Regions from separate parts of the Mus musculus genome. Here region 1 is linked to region 2. A link is a loop called in an ENCODE intact Hi-C map of the cell type or tissue named here. Cell type or tissue: left cerebral cortex. All regions are shown on one strand.

Region 1 (8,000 bases), 550 kb after region 2:
GAACTGCTTGCTGCTGGAGCACATTAGCCTAAGGAGGCTGGGGTGCTATCTGAGAGTCAGCTTTTTTCTGGCTTTTGCAAAAATAAAGGAAAGGTATAGAGAATCTGCCTTAAAGGTATTTACACTGTGTGTTTAAAGGTTCCAATCAGCCCACAGGGCAGTATCTTGGATGGGTGGAGAGAGGTTTCGCTAGAGAAAGTTCTAGATTCACATTCTCTGGGGAGCAGTATAAACCATCCAAGGATGTTTCTTTGCTATGTTTCTGCTTATAGACGTAACCTAGCTGCCTCCGAGTACAGCTACTTCTGGACACATGTGTGCGGGTGACCTAAGGAGATCAGCATCCTTCTCCCTGTCCTGCTAGGGGCGATAAATAGAGACTTGGCAGCCCCTGGAGGCTGCTGACACCTGCTCAGGACAGATTCCAGGCCAAAATGCTTTCTGTCTTCCTTGCATGTTCTGCACGAAGGACTCAACTTTGTTTATCCTCCATCCAAGGGGGAGATCGAATTTCACGGCCAGCTGGTTCTCTTTCAGGCGGAATTTGGCCCCTTAAATATAGCACCGTCTAAAGAAATGTTTAAGATTGTTTACTGAAGGACATAGAGCCACGTTGTCATGGCAGTTTTGCTCACCTTTCACTCGCCTAATATGAGCTAGACACATGTTTGTGGACAAATCTTGTTTTATTTTCTCCATTGTGAGCAATATGACAGTCAGGTATTTTGGTTCCATTGCCGAAATTCCTTTTGCATTTTTCAGAGAACTTTTTTTGTTTGTTTTTTGAGATTGTGAACATTAATTTAATATGTCTAAGGCCTTTGTTAACATAAAGATCTCAACTAAGCTGGGCGAGTCTTTGCCTCCCTGTGGATTTATTTATTTCCTTCTGGTGTTCTGTAGAACTTTCCACACTCAGCGCCTTCTAACTCTAACCTTTTGTGAGTAGAATTCAAAATTTAAGTTCCCAGTTTAAGAAAAAAAATCTTAAGGAATTATCTGCCAGGACCCCACTGTGACCAGCCTGATATTACACCTTCTGCATAGACTCTTCCTCTTTTGCCTGTTGTTTAAAGGAGAAAGATGCAAATGCCCTTGACTGCCTCCCATTGCTCTTCCCGAATTAAGAAATACATCCTATTATCACCCCCTCTCAAAAATCTCCCATTCTGGATTGTTTTGACATTTCCACTGCTAGTTTTCACAGTGCCCTAACCTGTCACCGTGAGCTCGAGACTCATGATTGGAGTGGACTCAGATGTGACAAACCTTCAGACTGTTTCATTAAAGCCAGTTTGCCTGGTTTCACATAAAAAAGGGAGCTGGGAAATGCTGGTCCCTGCAGATCAGAAAGCAGCCACATGAACCTAGCTAAATGAGACACCTCTGATTTCTCGGGCATGACTGAGATGGATGGCGCCCGCAGCTGTACCGAGCGCACGCATAGCGGAGATTCAAAACTGTGGAGTTCTGGAGTTATGCTGTCTGAGTTCACGACCCACACACATCCCCAGTAACTCGCTGTGTTCTTTTGAACAGGTTTTCTTACCGTTTCTAAGCCTCAGTTTCCTTCTGTGGAAAGCAGAGATAATAATAGTGTCTAGCTCACAGGATGGCTATAAGGACAGGATTGGCTCATGCTTTGGAGGGCACGGGCCAGGTCTGGCACCAGGCGAACACTGTGGAAGTTAGCTGTTAAGCCCCTCTGTTGGCTACAAGCACCAAAGTCCTTGACTCTAAACTACTAAAGCTTGTGGCATGTGGAAAGCGCATACTGACGCTCAGTCACGTGATGATTCCTTCACCACTTTACGCCTCTAGATTGCTGAATGTGGCTTCAAAGACTGGGCTGGTAGTGTTAGCACACTAAATTGATTTCTAACCAATATTTACTCAAGTTTCACTTCAATATTTAAAAAGTCAAAGAATTTGATATATATATATATATATGTATATATATATATGTATATATATATATATATATATATATATATATATATATATATATATATATTTGTTGAGACAGTCTGTCTACATAGCCTTGGGTCTGGAACTCACTATATAGACTAGGCTGGCTTCAAACAGAGATCTGCCTGCCTTTGTCTTCCAAGTGCTGGGATTAAAAGCGTGTAGGTTAAACTCCTGCCTAGGTGTTCTATAAATGAAGAAAAATATTCAACTTATGGAAGTCCTTTGTTTGGATGTTTGAGGTCATCCTGGAACTTTTCATTGTTATAACTGCACCGTTTGGCAGGAGAGCTTGGTTCTAATTCGGGGTTTAGATACACTGTGAAATGTGCAAAATGGTCAGGATAAAGCAGTGCCTGCCACTCTAGAACCCCAGTGGATGCTGTGTGAGCAAGTCTTTCTTTGAGCCTTTAGATTTCTGTTTGATGTTGAGTATCAGAGACCTGCAGGCTGAATGGAGGGACTTCCTACTCCAGTGGCCCTTACTCTTGTATGTAGGATAACTTTTTCAATTTCTCTTTTTTTTTTCAGTGTTATCATCTTTGCCATTGTTATTTGCCCGAGGAGGTTCTTTTTCTTTTTGTTTTGTTTTTGTTTTCTGTTTTTACTAAGCCTTGACTTAACTCAGCTTGAAGGTGTGCTTACCATTTTGCCAAATGTTCTATTAATTTTTTGTTGTTGTTCTGCTCTTTTAGCTTCAATAGAAATAAGAGAGACCAATGTGCTGGTTAGCCACAGGGCTAGCTGCAGAGCATTGGCTATATGGAATGGACAGAACGCCCAGGACTTCATGGAAGATTTGAGGATAATGCCCATCTTGGCCCTGCTCTCTGCCCTTTAGTCTACCTTGGTTTTGAGGTTTTCGATCAGTCAAATGATAGTCATTTAGTTCATTCCAAATGACCAGGGCAAGAAAGGCGTGGTTCTTCTCCCCACCCTCCCCAATTAATACCCTGGGTCTGTTTTATTTGTCTTAGAGACTGAGCATATAAATATATAGATCAAATTGTCTCTGATAGTGTCCTACAGTGCTGTCTTTTCATGATCTGATGCTTGGTACGATAAACTTGTGCTCTTAAAAAAAAAGAAAAGAAGCTATGAGTTTAATCTGACCTTTGTTTTTGCTTCCAAGACATATGAAAAGGGCTAATTCACACAGTCTTTCTCAAGTCTTGCCCCTGAGAGCTCTCCTTTACTCCCACTGCCTTGGACTGCAAGCCTGGCTACCTAAGGTCCTCACACATTTCCCCCACAATTCAAATGTGTGCATTGCTCACCACAGTGGTCACCCTCATCACCTTCTATACTGACTTTAAGCAACAGTTAAAATTACAGGTGATTTATTGTGAACTTTCTTTGCAATTCTATCTGAAAATATGAAAAGAGTAAGTTTAGGAGCATGAGAGATGCACAGTCTCTCTCTCTCTCCCTTTCTCCCTCTCAATATGATTACAGCATTTCTCCTATCTCTTTCCTCTCTTTAAACCATCCCACATACTTTGTTTCGTCTTCCTTTTTTTCTTTCAAATCCATGGCTGCCCTTTCTCATTGTTATTGCATCAAACACACACACACACACACACACACACACACACACACACACACATTTTACCTTATTTTGCATCTATGCATCCTTTTAACTGTGAGGTTGCCAAACTCTGTGTGCGCGCGCGTGTGCGTGTTCTTGTGCGTGTGTTTAAAGACTAAACTCTAAACTCACAACCAAAAAGATGGTTGATTTTCTGGACCCACGTTTAATGGCGGTAATTTGGTTGCCTGTTGCAGAGTGTTTCTGGTTGTGATTAGTTCTTGAGGTCTGGCCTTTGTTGTTTTTTATCGCAGCTAAAGGGCAATGACGGCAGCTGGAGTCAGACACTGGTGTCAGACACTGGGGGTCAATTTCGTCTTTGCACGAGGTGGTTCCATTGACAAGACTGTGCTGTGTATGTTGAGGTTGCCACCCGCTGGTGGAAGCAGAACACTTCCATTTTAATGAGTAACTGGGGCTGGGTGGCGGGAGGCCTTCTGTTCTTAGAGTGTGAATTTGCATGTTGAAATTCTTTCAAAGAGTGGTTTCAAACTCTACTGGAAGAATAAGGAATTTCACAGTTAGTATCTTGGCTGGAAAAAGAAAACAGTCACTCTTAGGAAACCTTTTAAAGAGTTGTGTTTACAACACCCCCACCCCACCCCTACAAACCCAGAAAGTGAAAAATAGTTGCAGAATTTAAAGGACCGCAGTGTTTTATCATTCTTTGCTACTGAGCTCTAAGATGAAAGCGGTTACTACTTCCTCTCTGCCTTTGTTTTTTGTGTATGCTTGCACTACCTTACCAGGTATGTGTGTCTAGAAATCTAAATGTAAGACTTTAATAACGATGCTTTATGGTGTGTAAGAAAAAAGCCCACCACTTTAAATCACAGCCACATTAAAGGGGACAGGTAGAAAAGGAAGAAAGTTCAGGGAGTGAGCTGCAGTTTTCGTCACTCCACTGGCACAAATCAAAATTCGATTGCACGCAGGAGAATTTATGATGTGATAGAGACCCCGTGTCAGCCTAGGGGCAAAGGTACCTGCTTACCTCACGTCACATCCAAACACTTTCCAGATGTGACGAGTTGCACATTATACAAGTAGAAATGTACACATGAATGTGTAATCAAGGCAAAAAAGCCAAGCAAAATATAAAAGAAAACTTCCTCATGTGAACGTCACCCATGAAATAAATAAGAAAATACCCTTTGCAGGCCCAGTGCCGAGAAGGAAAGCACATCTCTGCAAAAGGCCTGCTAGCATTTGAAAAGCACATTTTACCTCACAGCCAAACTAGGGTGTATAACTTTACACACACACACACACACACACACACACACACACACACACCACAAAATCTATAAATGTGACTAAGACCTTAAATAGTTCCTTATACTAAGGGTTGTGGAAAAAAAAACTTCCATATTTTAGAATGTTGCTGCAATTGAAAATTTTCCTTAATGATTATTTTCTTCATTGTTTATTTTGTAATTGTTTTGCTATTGATAAACAAAAATGTATGATATATATTAATAATCATCTTTTGGGTGATATTTAATGACATGAAAATTGTCCATGACACTAGTAAAATGTCTGAAAAATACACCACAGCATACACAGTTGACTTACATTTTGATAAAGAAAGAACCCTTATCTACTATACACACACACACACACACACACACACACACACACACACACATATATATAGTTTTAGAGATTGGAGGGGCATGTGCAGAGATTTTATTTGTGATTTCTGTAGTGTAAACACAGAGCAGTTTTCTTCACTCATTTCTAACTTTTTACTTCAAAACAGTAACATTCGTAGATATAGCAAGATTGTGTATTAAATACCTGCAGACAGAGCACTGTGTTAGTTATATCTTAGTTCAGCTGTTAAAACATAGTACTACCCAATAGCATATGGATAACTCTCATCTGCTTTCTCTATAAAGGAAAATGGTGGAAAGCCTAGTGTTCTATCTTCTTTGTAGAATACTCCAGACATGTGAGTACCTATCCTAGTGGCATTTAGCACAGTAACCAACAGATACTGTGGACCGCTTCCCACATGCAAGAGTGGTGGAAGGTGATGGAATGCTTTGGATATCGGTACTTGTCGAGATATGTGAGTCTCCAATGAGGAACAAACACGATGTTCAAGGAGCCACTGCTTTGTGTGACATCCTGTTGCTTTGCCGTCACAAGATGGCAGTTTCTTGAGAAGGAAAAGCTTGTGAAAATAAACAAGGAGACAACCTCACATGCGAGAGTCTCTGATTAACAGCCCGTGCTTTAGCGGTAATTTATTGATTACGTGAGCTGTTAAATAGTCCACCCACAACACAGATATGACTGCAGAATTAATAGAAACAAAAATTAATTTTTCTCAACCAACTCCAGAACTAAATTAAATAATGCCTTTGACTTGAGGGAGCCAGCGTTTTCTGATAAAAGCTTTCAAATATCTGGCATGTTAGACGTGTGGCCAAGAACATGAAAGATGATGTTAGACAAAGAATGACATCGTCTCAATCATTTTTTAATAAAGGAAACCCTACAGTTCACTGTCCAGCTGCACCCTGCTTGGCTTGGCTAGTGGGCAACACTAATATGTATTCAGAGATACGGAGATGCGGCTGAGCGATATGAAGACTTCTGTCCAGATGAGCCGAGTGACAGCTGGCTGCGCAGCCTTCCCTGCCTTCCCTGAGAGGCTTACTCACTGTCTCTAACCAAAGCAGCTAATTTTTAAATACTAATGCATAGCACAGAGCTCAAGAACACATGGGAATATTCACCCCTGAGGCATGTCAGGAGTTGATTATGATAAAAATTGCTTAATTATTTATTAGTGGTTGCTTTATAAATTACTCTGGTCTGGCTGGAGGGTGTAAACTCCGAGGTGAGGAAGAAGACCTTGGGGGGCAGTTAATAGGCAGGGGATTTGGTGCTACTGAAGGTTAATTTTGGTTTGTTTGTTTTGTTTTATCATTTGGAAGCCTTTGAGACGACCCTGTATATGTCCTGGAAACAAATATTCTAAAGGGGGTTTGAAAGATCAGATTTGTGTTTTCTCTGGATGGGACTTTCGGGAATGAAAAAACAAAGTCCTTATAGACATCAAAGCCTGAATGACAAGTTGAACATGACCTGTGGCCTGGGGGCAGGGAGAGAAGCCACCAAATATTTACCACAAAGCAGGTAGGAGAAACAGGAGAAATTTGGATTTGATAAGATATAAGGGCCAGAGGAAAGGAAAATATTGAATTTTCTGCTTCATAGAATCCCATAGTGCAGCCAGCAAACCCTTTAACTGATAACGAAATCACTGATGTCAATTAGATGGGGGGAGACCTAAGTAGCACATTGACCACTTTCACGGTGGATACACATTGTGTCCCCCAGAAATTTCCTAAGAGCAGAGTGTATAGACAAACACATGATAAACGCTGATGATGAAAAGACAGACATAGAAAAAGGCTGTGTCCCACGTCATCACAAAAGGCAGGGAAAACAGAGGAATCTTTTAGTGGTGCACATATCAGGGGCCAGGACAAAGACAGAAACAATTAGGCTGCATTAATTGTATCTGTCCTGTTGCAGTGGGTGAGAATTTCCTCGCCCCTCTAGTGAGCTCTGTTATAATGAAATTCTCCGTTCACCTCACTTGTTCATTCATTAGAATAAGTTTTATTTTTTCCCCATTACAGAGTAAATATGCAATAAGATCAAATAAATTTTGATGATTGCCAACAGATGGTGAGGGGATCTTTAGCTTTCTGGTTCTTTCCGGCTGTTCTTTCTCTTTAATTACCTTCCCCTCACTTCCTAATCCCTTCCATGTAATTCTACACCAAGATTTGCTCTAAGAGTCTCTATTAATTTTCCACAACCTCCACAGCTTTCTCATAAGATATTCTTTCTTTGTAGCTGTGTTGCTAATGGCTCAAAACAGCCTAGTTTCTACAGAAGCTTTCAATCCTACTTGAACCACATCTTTGCTCAATTTATTAATTCAGTTTAATGCCGATAATTTACAGTGCACTCTTACAATTTAATCTTCATTGCACATCTGACACAATGGCTCAGCCACTAGTAATTTTGCATAATCAAGGAGGAATTTTAACTGACCTCATTTAAATCCTCATACGAGGCGTTTACTCTTTCCCATTGTGGAATCGGACCTGCCAGAGTGACATTTGTATTTCAGTAAGACATGTCCACTTACATGAATGCGTCCGTGCATCTTTTATGAATGGGAGAGAAGGTACTGGGGTGATGAGTGTCTTAATGGTATTTCAGGGAAGCACCTAAACAGTAGGGATTTATGGAAGCCTAGAAAGTCCCCCTGAAGCAATTCTTTATAGACCTCACTGCTCTATTTACATAATACATACCTAGATAGAATTTTTTTAGTCTTAACAAGAACCACTTAATGTTCAGAACCGTGTTCAGAGATTTTCCTGTTTTCCGCTCAGTTTTCTCTAAAGTTCTG
Region 2 (8,000 bases):
TGGCAACAAGTGAAAAGACATCTTTAATGATTTAATCACAAGTACGGAAAGTATATTGATTTTTCTCAGCATGCTGTGCATCCAGAGCTCATGGACACAGGAGTTATGGCACGATGACTCTGTGGGGAAGTTAATGGTGGTAGCCTCCTGTCAGCAGAAATGATTTTATATTTTTAATACTTAACAACAGATGAAAGTAGACGTATCTGAAGAGTTACTTAGAGAGAAACCAGTGGAGGGGCATAGAGACAACTGTCACACTTTCACGGGTAATACAGAAGAAGGTGACACTCGTCCATTCTGAAAGCCAACCTGGTCATTTCTTACAGCGAGATGCAGTGTTGTTAGTAGGAACTTGCAATGGTGATGTATTGAGTTCATAATAACAAAGAGCAATCATCCTCCTTCAGATGATTTCTTATGGCTATTTGTTTGAGCTATTAAAATATTACTTCTAAGACAGGAAAGAAACAAGATGATGTACATACACATTGAGCTTCTAAGGCTTGTCACAGAAAACCACAAAAGGTGCTGGTGTTTGGTCTAGTGAGTCAGGAATAATTCATGAGAATCCCTCTGGGCATGCTCAGTAACGTCAAACCCAGGAGGAGGAGAGGAAGATGCACAGCTCAGAAAAGAGCTACTGAAATTTCACAGCAGGGCATGGCAAGGGTCTGCCTTAGTGTGGTGACCTGGGGCCCTGACAGTCGTACTGAGAAACGCAGCTCGTGTGGAGGCCTTGTAAGTCAGTGTCCACACTGCCTGTAGAGGCGAGGTCTGTGGAAACTGATTTTAAGAACACAGACGAGGCCCATCCAGCCTTTTCTGCATGTAGCATGCCCAACTGTCAGCCAAGCATCCTGACTAAGCTCAGCCGCACTCCTGGCTCCTAAATCATAGAGATGCTTTCCAAAAGAACCAACAAGTCTCAATGCTATCAGACACTCAGGCGGAGTCAAACAGCAACACCCAGAATGTTCCCATGAGAAAAGTTACTCCCTTAATCCACCATGGCTGTGATCTGACAGGGACAGCCCGGCCTGTCCTTCTGCCCCCTCTGACTAGTGTAAACACCCGGGGACAAGCCTTCCTCTCCCTGTGCCTGTGCTGCCCTTAGCTCACTATGAGCACTTACTTTTGCTGGAAGTCTTTGATCAGCTTCTTTGCTTTGTTGTATTTCTTTTCCAGGGCTTGGTACTGGCTCTGAGTCTCTTTGAGATGCTCATTCACCGTATGACATAATGTCTGAGCCTCGATCCAGTAGCTCTCCAACTTCAGCATCCGTTCTTTATTCTCTTCTATATTCTGTTGCAGTTGGTTCTTTTCTAGTTCCCACCTTACTTTCTCATTTTCGGCTGCTTGAAGCTGGAGAAAACAAATGTCAAGGCAAAAATAATTTGGGCATGTCTGTAGCACCATCTCTCCACACTATTAGCTTTTTAAGATAAAACCCTATTGTTATATACAATCAGTCAGTCATCAAAACAGCTCAAGATGAGAAGAGCAACTGTTCTTTCCATATCCATAGAGGATAAAACGGAAGGCTTGAAAAGAGAAATGATTTGCTCAAGGTTACCCATCTGATAAAAGACCAAACACAAATCTGACATGAACTCCCATGAACTCTCTTTGCTAGCATGCCGTTTGAAATACTGCAAGCAGGAAATGGTGTCTAGCGCATCACTGATTAGGTCCACTAAATGTTGACACACGTTGTTTGAAAGCACGTTAAATAAAGAGTAGGACAGGAAGTTGATGATTAATTAAGAAGGGAGCGGGGGTGGGAAAGGAGCAGAAGCAAAGGCACTAATGGTGAGGAAGGGACTTAGCTTATGGGTTGTTCTCCTCAACACGTGGGCACGAGGTTCAGGCTTCTAAGAGTTACCACCTGTGTCTCGGGTGGTGACTCAGGTGCCCTTAGAGTCAGAGGGCACCTGTGCTCTCACCACTCTGCATCCTTGCAACACCTCGTGGGCACCCTAACCATTTGAGAGAGTCAGCTCCTGTTACTGTGCTTTTAACCCTTTGGGGGATGTTTCTAGGTTGTTGATTTCAACTGACATGAACACATTCTGTCACTCAGTATATCACAGGGAGTGTTAAATACATCTACAGCTTTTCAAACCTTACTTTATACTATGTATAAAAGACAGGGAAAAAATAAAGGCATTAATAGTTGTCCTGTTAATTTAAATCCCTCCAACGGATCAAAAAGACAGCTCTGTGTAGTTTCTGTCTCTGGAAGTTCTTAGAAACACAGAGTGCAGTTTTTTTTTCTGGGCCTCTTGGTTATAGAGTCCAGGAAAGAGGAAGCCGGTCCAGCGCTGCTCTTAATACAGAACTCATGACACTGAGTTTCAGATGAGGGTTTAAATTGCCCTGACAACCACGTTCTCTTCACCTTGCTACTCTGTCTACCCTTTCTACGTACAAAGCTATCAAGGTTCAAATGACATCCCCATTCTATAGAGCATTGAACAAATGGAGATACACATTCACACAAATGTACACATTTCTATGTCACAAGAATAGTTTTGTGAAAAGTATTTTACTAAATACATGTGGACAAGAGGTTACAAAGTAAAGATTAGTCCCAAACACTGAAGTGAAGAAATCTATATAACATTGATAATAATCACATGTTTTCAAGTGTTATCATATACCAACCTAAAAGGAAAATATAAAATAGTAATTTGTAGACTTTTCTAAATTAATTCTTCATAAATAAATGCCTAAGCCTGTCTATGGGAGCATTTATAAACACAGGGGCTCTTTTCCCTATTTGTAACCAACAGTTTATAAGATCTGCTTTTTAAAGTCAAAAAACAGTTTTCAGATAAAAAGGGCTTGGTTTTTTACAGCATCTTTAATGAATGCTTTATAGCAGTTGTTTAGGTACCAGCCCTGCTAGCTTTAAACTTAAAATTCACGGTGCGCCGCGGACACCATGAATGATGCTGAAATAAGCTTTGACTAGAGAGCTCCAGAGCGTATTAGTCAGGAATGCCACTTAACCAAAGTAGCCAGCTAACTCATCTCCACTTAACCAGCTAACTCATCTCCATTTAACCAGCTAACTCATCTCCATTTAACCAGCTAACTCATCTCCATTTAAAACACATGGAAAACCCAAAGCATGTATTCACTGTGAATCAGAAAACAGATCACTCGACGTAGGCAATAATTATTTTGTAATTTTAAAAAGACTATGGAAACAATACAGCATCGTTTGAAAGCAACTGAAGATATTTTTAAGTCTCTGAAAACATACATTTGATAGAAATGAACAACAATAGCTAGAACTGTATCTTGTACAAGAATTTTACAGTTTCCTTTGATGTCTCACTATTTCATAGAGATTAAAAATATTTTCTTTTATTAATATTTTTCTCTTCAACAAATTTAAATAATGTGAAGTGAGTATATCTCAAGATTTCCAGTAGCAGCTGAATCTAAATTAATTACACAATGCATAGAATGAGCTTATAACTTTACTTCTTAGACATGGGAAGTTTTTCCTAAAAAGAAATTAATGTTCCACATTAAAACAATACATTGCTTCCAGTAAATTAGCTGAAATTATTATAAGGTAAATGACAGAAAGGAGATTTGCTATACCAGCTTATATTTTAGAAATTAATACACAGATGCTTGAGCCATTAAAAATATTATTTTTAATGAAATTTCAGAGAGACTAAACAGTTTAAATCTACTTAAAACACCAAGTGCCCTGTGGCCTTCTCTGGTTATGTGCGGTTATGCTCAGTCTCAAGACAGGTCCATCGATGTACTTAATGTTGGAAATGACCATCTCATGGAAATATGCTCTCAAGTGCACGGGAGCAAATCCATTACTCCCAGAGTATCTGAAGTTTAAAGAGTACAATTCAAACACCACGGAGCGGTGCTTACCTTGGTCTTCAATTTTTGAATCTCTGCTTCTGTAACTGCATGTTTGATTTGCAACTGAAAATTGAAAAGAAAAACATCTCAACTAAGAGTGTTTCTATATTTTTAAAGACTCAGCAGCGAGAAGAATATCTTATGACACAATTAAAAAAATGCTCAGGACCCTGCTGCATTGCAGCAGGTTGTAATTACAAATGTCTAGCATGTAAAATGACTCAGTGGGTGCAAACTAATTAAACATAGGGTTTATGACTCACGGTCCCTAATATCCGATTAAGTTACCAGTTTAATTGCTAAGGGGCCAAAGAAAAGAAAACTCATTTCTTGGCCTCTGCTGCTCTGCCTTTACGATCTGAGCGTCCAGGAGCTGTTTCCTTCCTGAGGCTCGCCCACAGAATGGCTTGAGCCAGCCAGTCAACAGGCCTCGCACAGTGTGAAGAGTCATTCCCACATCGTGCAGAAAGGTGGCGCTGTGGCTCTGTGAGTCGCTCTCACATTCCGCAGAGCAGCTCTGCAGCAGAGGAAGGAGTGGGACGCAGTGGCACAGAAATCTCCGGTTTGTTTTCCGTTTGTGTTCCTTTTTAACCGCAGGAAAGGTACAGATTCAAAATTCTGCCTTCCAAAAGATCTACCTGTATAAAGACTCCAAGCCCCAAAGCATTTTCTTTACAACACAATAGTGGTCTTTGCCATTTGTTTGCTTTACTCCCCCGCCCCCACTCCCTCCCCGACCACGACTGTTTTCCTTCTAGGGGTCATTCATTTCTTTAAGGGCTAAACACCCTTGAATTTAGGGAAAACAGTTTACAGGTTCACAATTTGTTCTCTGGATGTTTTTGATGGGAAGGATGTTTTTGAAATTCCCAATTCTCCCGGTTTTATAGGTCCAAACAGCCCAGTGGAGGGTCTGGGGAGGGAGACACTTTGCAGCCAAGCCCATGAACATTTTCTGCTCTGCAGCTGAGCACAGCCACTAAGTGATGCAGGTGGCACTGTTTCTTTTGGTTATGCTGAATCCTAAATTGGTTTGCCACAAAGTTACTGAAGACCACATCCCACCATCTCACCCCCCCCCCTTTTTTTTTTGTCCAAAGTACTTCGGAGTTAGGACTGTACCGAATCTGGGTTTCTTGGTTTTATGCCACAATCTTAGTGGTCCGTCTCACTCAGATGCCATTAGCAGATACCCAAAGTGTGAGTGTGCCAGGCAAGGAAACTACACCAAGCTTTCTCAGTGAAAAATACTGGCAGAGGTCTTTTGTGCTCACCAGAAATCCTGATCCCTTAGTGAGTACAGCGATGTGGGGAAACTGAGGCTCAGAGCAAATGATCAACCTAACTGTACAAAAAAAACCAACACTAGAACTGGATTAGATCTTGGATATCTAGGTTCTGATCTTGTGCCATTTCTCTAAAAAATTAAAGATGAACTTTATAAGCATCTACTGAGGGGCTCTAGGCAAGATGCTGTAAAGATAACACCCCCCCACACACCTCTCTCAAATAAACAGCCATGATAACCTGCCACTCAAGAATAAAGCCACAAAAGAATATTCTTTAATATACAACATGGAAATGTATATACAACCACAAGGAATTATTTTCCAGAGGTATTATATTCTTAGAGAATAAAGCAAATTCATATGCCTGGATGATTTTTTTCCCATCCATTACTAACAAAAATATCTACTCTGTTGTTTAAACTAATCTGAGTGTGGGCTCTGTTTATAGCTTTCAGTAAGAACGCGCGCGCGCACACACACACACACACACACACACACACACACACGCACACGCACACGCACACGACTAACTGTAACTGAATCAAAATGTCTACGTGTGACTACCAGAAAGGGGCAGGCAGAAGCCTCGTCAGCATCACCTGCAGCACTCCACTTAGCCTGTGCAGGCGTGGAAAATATTTTGGAAGTGAAAAATATTATCTTTGCAGGGGAGTTTTAAGAGTGCTCTAGAACCAGACATTTTCTATCAGATAAGAGCAACATTATCGGCTCTCGTGGCACCAGGGCAGCCTGCCTGGAATTCACACACAACTCTGAGAAACGGTTTCTGCACTGTGTAGACTTTTTTCTATCGTTTATGCACTGGACTGAGGCCTGTTTTGTCTGCAGGGAGCTAATGGAGCTGGAGGTGTTTTTGAAGATATATGATGTTATTAAAATGTAGCAGTGGCAAATCTTTGCCATCTTTTTCTAAGCTTAATAGATGGTGCTTTGGTTTTGGTTGTTTTTTTTTTTTTTTCCAACAAAAGTGGGTTTTATTTCAGGGAACTACATATGCAAAACAAGCTGCAATTAGCTGGTGGAGTCGTAACTCAACCTGGTCAGAAGGTCCCCACCAGGGTGGTGAACTGAGCGCAGGGCAAACCTCTAACAAGGCTGCTTGGATTCTCAGAATGTGGTTATTAATGAGCAACGTGTTGGTTACATCTCTCAGACTGTGATTACAGCTCCTTTAAAAATAAGCATCTGCTTACTGCTAAAGAGGTAACAACTCACAGCTCCCCTTGTCAGTGAACCTTCCACATAGATGGCTTTATTTAGTCTCGAGTTTATTTTTCACAGACTTAAATCACACAGTTTTTAGACTTTGGCTTCCCCTAACAACAAAAGCAGATTTGTTTTCGCTGGTACTAGCAGTTCTGGCTACCAAAGCTGTGGTGGGGATACCTCAGCCCTGTAAAGAGAGGATCCACTCTGACTCAGCCTCTCTCTTCTCTACTTCCCACCCAGGAAGTCAGTCAGAACAACTTTCAATCCGAAGGGCAGAAACTAAAAAACAAAACGAACAAACAAACAAACAAAAAACCCAACAAACAAAAAGCCAAGCCAAGCCAAACTGTTCACAGGGACAGGAGCTCAAGCTATTTAGTGGCTAGGAAGATGTCTGCGTGGGTCAGAGGATTTGTTGCTAGCCTGTAAGGACCTGAGCCTGGATCTCCAGCACCCACATTAAAAACACTGAGCATAATTAGTCACCAAGCACAGACACTATTGCAATACGCCAGCAAGATTTTGCTGAAAGGACCCGATATAGCTGTCTCTTGTGAGGCTAGGCCGGGGCCTGGCAAACACAGAAGTGGATGCTCACAGTCAGCTATTGGATGGATCACAGGGCTCCCAATGGAGGAGCTAGAGAAAGTATCCAAGGAGCTAAAGGGATCTGCAACCCTATAGGCGGAACAACATTATGAACTAACCAGTACCCCGGAGCTCTTGACTCTAGCTGCATATGTATCAAAAGATGGCCTAGTCGGCCATCACTGCAAAGAGAGGCCCATTGGTCCTGCAAACTTTATATGCCTCAGTACAGGGGAACGCCAGGGCCAAGAAGTGGGAGTGGGTGGGTAGGGGAGCAGGGTGGGGGGGGAGGGTATGGGGGACTTTTGGGATAGCATTTGAAATGTAAATGAAGAAAATACCTAATAAAAATTGGAAAAAATAGAAAAGACCCCCCCTCCCCCCGCAAAAAAAAAAAAAACAAAACAAAACAAAACACCGGGCCATGCTCAGTGGCGGGCTCCCTGTGGCCCCAGGGCTCTGGCAGAGGAGGACATGAGACAGGATCCTTGTGATGTGCTGTTGACTCAGCTTCAGGGTTAGTGAGAGACCCCGTCTCAAGGGAATGGCTGGGGTGGGGGTGGGTAACAGACAGAGCAGAACACTGGATGTCCTCTGGCTTGTAAGCATGTGCATCTGTGCATACATGTGTGTATACAGCACACATACACTCACACACAAGCATGTGCATCTGCGCATACATGTGTGTATACAGCACACATACACTCACACACAAGCATGTGCATCTGCGCATACATGTGTGTATACAGCACACATACACTCACACACAAGCATGTGCATCTGCGCATACATGTGTGTATACAGCACATATACACTCACACACAAGCAAAAGAAAATCAAAACAAACACAGCTCAATGAAAAAAGGAGAGAGAAGTCTATCTCAATGTAAAGTGCCAAGTGAGATAAAGTGCCTGGAAAGGAGCGGTAGGGATTGACCAGGCAGTGAGCTCCAGGCTTCATTTGATGGTAGGACACATTCTGGCACCGCC

The links. Hi-C counts contacts between places; a loop is a spot of excess contacts. Peaks named below come from ENCODE experiments on the same cell type or tissue, not always from the same donor. Only the 100,000 strongest peaks of a DNase experiment are listed, where the experiment ranks them.
Region 1: a loop joins it to region 2, with 6 times the contacts of the local background. A loop is called at or near these places in 17 of 42 quality-filtered maps.

What each region holds. Positions count from the first base shown.
Region 1 is chr6:4,553,807-4,561,806 of GRCm38, reverse strand. No RefSeq gene overlaps it. Among named protein-coding and RNA genes, the nearest start is that of Gm33959, 29 kb to the left of the region's middle. RefSeq lists an enhancer at 6,741-8,000. In left cerebral cortex, a CTCF peak has its summit at 3,954 (motif pointing left); a DNase peak (open chromatin) is centred at 3,962.
Region 2 is chr6:5,106,966-5,114,965 of GRCm38, reverse strand. It overlaps Ppp1r9a (protein phosphatase 1, regulatory subunit 9A), which reads right to left. Exons shown (of 16, transcript NM_001363809.1): 8 at 3,913-3,966; 9 at 1,136-1,365. Among named protein-coding and RNA genes, the nearest start is that of Gm46949, 43 kb to the left of the region's middle. In left cerebral cortex, a CTCF peak has its summit at 4,361; DNase peaks (open chromatin) are centred at 4,905, 5,105, 6,563, 6,877 and 1 more place; H3K4me3 peaks cover 580 bases; H3K27ac peaks cover 531 bases.